Linked DNA regions of Mus musculus: region 2 is linked to region 1. A link is a loop called in an ENCODE intact Hi-C map of the cell type or tissue named here. Cell type or tissue: left cerebral cortex. All regions are shown on one strand.

The links. Peaks named below come from ENCODE experiments on the same cell type or tissue, not always from the same donor. Only the 100,000 strongest peaks of a DNase experiment are listed, where the experiment ranks them.
Region 2: it touches region 1 in a loop (3-fold over the local background); 3 of 42 quality-filtered maps call a loop at or near these places.

Annotation. Positions count from the first base shown.
Region 1 is chr3:17,778,133-17,780,632 of GRCm38, reverse strand. The region is part of intron 2 of Gm30340 (a long non-coding RNA gene); the gene reads left to right. Among named protein-coding and RNA genes, the nearest start is that of Gm30340, 6.6 kb to the left of the region's middle. In left cerebral cortex, no CTCF peak of the experiment used is centred here; a DNase peak (open chromatin) is centred at 1,290; H3K27ac peaks cover 999 bases.
Region 2 is chr3:17,666,209-17,668,708 of GRCm38, reverse strand. All of the region lies in intron 2 of Gm30340 (a long non-coding RNA gene), which reads left to right. Among named protein-coding and RNA genes, the nearest start is that of Gm30340, 120 kb to the left of the region's middle. In left cerebral cortex, no CTCF peak of the experiment used is centred here; DNase peaks (open chromatin) are centred at 1,007 and 1,420; H3K27ac peaks cover 866 bases.

The DNA of each region.
Region 1 (2,500 bases):
TCCTCTTTCTCTTGTTCTTTTTCCTCACTTCTTTCTTTGACAGTGTGTCAGTCTCGATGGTAGATGTGAACTTCATTATGGTTTGCTTGCATTGTTAGTGATGCTTTAAAATTAACTGGGTAAGGCCTTTAATGAAGCTTTGCTACTTGATTTTGTTCTCCCTCCTGTTTTTAATCTTCTGAATGTTCTACTCTTGAAAGAAACAGCATCTTAGATGAATGTCCTTACTAAGGGTAAGTCTTACATTGTAACATCTAGAGGTTAGTCTGAGGGCATTCAAAAGGTCAAACTGCCAGTGTGATTTTGTTCTAGTATAGGATTGGACTGCCCTAACTTTACTGAGTCAACAGTATCTCTGAGAACTCCTAGACATAATCACAAAGCTTTCCTATGGATTTAGAAGTTTTGAATCTAGAAAGATAAGAGATAGGGCAGCTCTTTCTGGATAATTCCAGTTTGGTCTCTCTCTCTCTCTCTCTCTCTCTCTCTCTCTCTCTCTCTCTCTCTCTCTGTCATAGTTGTTAAAATAAGAGAATGACTTGAAAGTTGAAACACAAACATGTTTCTAAAAACAACTTTCAATAAATTAAAAATATATCAAAGTAAGTCAAACAACCCATGACAAATCCTCCTGCAGTTTCTCTTTGACGTGGTTGTGGTTATATAGCTATATATATAATATATAATATATATATAGTGGGCATAATGATTACATAAACTGAAAAGTACAAATTGCTTGGGAGACAGCATAGCAGCTGCATAGTAACAAAAACCTAACTTAATGTAAGACTCAGGAAAGATGGGAGGGAAGGTATGGTATTCTATTGAGTGCCATGTGTTGACGCTTTACCAGGTTCTTCCATGAACATACATTCTCATGAGGACATGTCAAGGTTGCTTTTCATTTTAGAGACAAGAAAGTATGAGCTGAGGTTGGGGCTGTGGAGTCTTACATATACTGGCCAAGGTCATGTAGCTAACAATTTTTGAAATCCAGACAATAATTCAAATAATTTTGTCTCCAAAATTTGTGTGCTTTCTCATCAACCAGATATATCGCACATGATTTACTTTCCTCTTGAAAAAAACATTTAATTACCGTATGTTCTCAGATTCTCTTACTCCACCCTCTCCTCTTGGCCCGTGGCTATTGCCTACTCTTATCTTTGGGCAGGTACTCAGCATTTTTAGTTATCCCTCCTCCAAACCTCTTCTGATACTCAGGCTCCTGCATCAGCTTGCTTGGGAGGCTTTCTGTAGGACATAGGCTTGAGTTGCTTATTATTTGCATGGCTGTGTGAAGTGATGGGCTTGAGGCCAAAGCTTTTTATAGCATGCACATGAGTCAGAATGTTCTGTTGAATTAAACTGTGAAACAAAAGGCTTGAAAAAGGGCAATAGCAATTCTGCTTTTAAGAAATTTAATTTGGGAATATGACGATTCTTCTTCTAGATCTTTAATATTTATATTAAGACCTCTTGCATTTTCTATCCCATTTCACTTCCCAATTCACAATCTTACCAAGTAAATCATGAATTAGAACTTTTGGGAACTTTAGCTAGTTCTTTATTGAGATTATGCATTATTTAGCTAGCAGAGTTAACACTATCAAGCTTTTGGTTCATTATACTGCATTTAGTACATATGATACCTAGCATGTAATTCTCAAAGTAAAAAGAACATCTTGGTATTATGCAACTTATATTGAAGTTTATTCTAGATACAAGTATATATATATGAATCGATATGAATTTAATGTAATTCATTTTCTGTCTCTCTGTCTTGAAAGAAGCAATCATTTACCAAAGAAATGAACATTTACCAATATTGGTAGATGACCTAAATAACAAGAAGTAATCTCAAATAGAAAAATCAAATTATAAAACCTAAAATTAAACATTGAAACTCAAACTTGTGTTTACTATTTAGCTTTGAACATTGAAGGAATTTTTCTTCTTTACTTCTTAGAGTTACTCACTAGAATATTAATTTCTTTGAAGACTCTCATATTAAAATTTATAAATGTCTGCTAAAGATGACTATTACTGCAAAAATAAAGAGCTTAATGTAGATAATCTAAGAACTGATATTATTAAACTAAAAACCTCAGAGATAATATGGTGTTAAAAACCACAGATAGTTAATAGTATAATAGCTCGGTGATTTTGTAGCTAATATAGAAATATGAAAGATAGAATACTGAATTTTAAGACAGTTCTTCTAGAACAAATGTTGAACATTAGGACTCACATGATGTGTTTGTTTTATGGCTGAAACTGACCTCAGATATTCTACTTTCAGGCTGTAGTTGCTCTTTGAGGCTGAAGGGTTAAAGGTTCAAATGGAGAAAAGGAGTACAAAACAAAATAAAACAAACAAAACTAAACAAGAGCAATAATCATCTGAATTTTGAAAGCATAGCTGTAACAACAATGATCAAAACACTACATCAATAATCAGAGGTTTATTTGGAGTCAAATCCCAGGTATAGGTTTGATA
Region 2 (2,500 bases), 110 kb after region 1:
AATCCCGGTATAATTGATTCTCATTCTTCTCCACCTTCCAAGTTTATCTGTTCTGCATCAAAAGACTGGCTTATCAATGAAGCCCACGAGACACTGACTGTTTCCTCCTGTTCAGCAAAATGTGCCTCTCTAGGTTCCCCCACAGAAAGGTGGGTGCTCCAGTTTGTTCCTCCTTTCTCTCCTTTATTATTTTCCATTTTATGTCTTGATTTTCTTTTGGTTTTATATCACTATTTCCTTCTGATTTTGTAATTGATTTCAAGTCCATGACAAATTTACCTGTCTAGCTCTCAGCTTTGCAAACTCACCTGGGGCAATATAGTGGCTGAATGTTAAGACTTTGTGGTCAGAGTGATCAGATTTGATGTTTACTCTCTCTTGTAAACTTGGACACGTTTCTTTTTCTTTTTTCTTTTTTCTTAGGTATTTTCCTCGTTTACATTTTCAATGCTATCCCAAAGGTCCCCCATACCCACCCCCCCCAATCCCCTACCCACCCACTCCCCCTTTTTGGCCCTGGCGTTCCCCTGTACTGGGGCATATAAAGTTTGCAAGTCCAATGGGCCTCTCTTTGCAGTGATGGCCGACTAGGCCATCTTTTGATACATATGCAGCTAGAGACAAGAGCTCCGGGGTAACTGGTTAGTTCATATTGTTGTTCCACCTATAGGGTTGCAGTTCCCTATAGCTCCTTGGGTAATTTCTCTAGCTCCTCCATTGGGGGCCGTGTGACCCATCCAATAGCTGACTGTGATCATCCACTTCTGTGTTTTCTAGGCCCCGGCATAGTCTCACAAGAGAGAGCTATATCTGGGTCCTTTCAGCAAAATCTTGCTAGTGTATGCAATGGTGTCAGCATTTGGAAGCTGATTATGGGATGGATCCCTGCATATGGCAATCACTAGATGGTTGGACACGTTTCTTAAACATTTGGCCATAACAGCCAATTCATATGAACTTAATATTGCGTCTTATGTGCATAATTGCGAGTCCTTAATCCTGGGTTGTTGTGCTTCAGAACATTCAGATAATTCTATTTGGTATTCAATGTGCAGTGGCTGTTGTGATCCTTATGGATGCTCAACAAAGAACATGGTCTCTCTGGGCCTCCATCTTGGCAATGGTAAGGTCATGTTGAAGCAATTCCTCCCACCTGGAAGGCGCCAATGGCAGCTCTTGTGCTCTGGATAACTGACTCTTTTGCTCCCTATTTTTGCATCCACTGTACTTGGGATGTGGTTTCAACTGCTCCTGTGATTGCTGCCATCAGTTTTGCTGATGTCTAATTGTTGCTTAAAGATTGCTGCCCTTCCCAGACTAGGGAGATGTGGGAGAATGATTTCTGGTTTATTCCATTGTTTACTTCTATGCACTGCCTTGGCTCTGTATGGAACATCAGCACTTTTACCACTGATGGGGACCTCAATAGTCGATCCCAGAGATCTTTTTTCCTGGGCTTTCAGGATGTAGCAGAGAACATATGGAGCAGCTTTCTGAGATACTACTAGTTATTCTTTTGCAGCCAATTCTTAAATTTAGACAAGCTTTATTTGGAAAGGAATCTTTACATGAAGGTTTTTATAAAGCCTCTTCCCTGGTCTTGATGCTATTGCTTAAGCAGTTTTTAAGAACAATTTTAGTTTTTGTTTCTCCACTTTCACTCTAAACAAGCTCTTGTCTGTCCTTATGACTTTTCTTAGGAAAAGCAGATGTTGACTGTGTTTTCCTAGCTAGGACTTGTTGATTCTGTGAAGTGCTGCACAACCCTTTGTAAGAATGGCAGATTCTGTCTCTATCCTCAAAGGAAAAAGAGAAAATAATCTATGGAGACATTTTGAGATCAAATATATGTAAAATACTAATAAAATTGGTCAGTATTTTTTCCAAATATTAGGTTTTTTTGTTATTTGATCTTGGTTTGAAAATCAGGGAAAACATAGATGCAAGGTCTTAGAGATAAGCACAAAGGAATGAAGAAAGGTTGTGAATAAAGGCAGAGCAAGTATATCAGAGAATAGGTGCATTACAACAGATTCTGTTCTCTGTTCTTTTCTTTCCTGTGATAGGATTTCTATGGCCTTGATTTACAGTGTGGCACTGGGTTTACAGCAATCTTTTTGTGTCAGCCTTCCAAATACAGTAACAACAGACACGTGGCCCCATATCAATACGGCTGTAGCCTTCTCATTGGATCCTTACACTATCTGACAAAAAAGGCAACAGATCATTGACTTCTCTTCTTGCATTTATTATTTATTTTATTTTTCTTTTTTGAGTTATTGAAATATTAAACTTAAGTAATAGATTAATGTTTAACCAATAGGTTATAACAACCAGCCTGGACTTGATTTTTCTTTTCTATTTTGAGATTTGGTCTCAATATGCTGCTTGACCCAGGCTAGTCACATAACCCAGGGAAGCTTTCAACTGGGGATTTTTCTGTCTCACCCACTCATGAAACTGGGATATGGCCTGTTTCATCATGTCTTATTTTATTTAA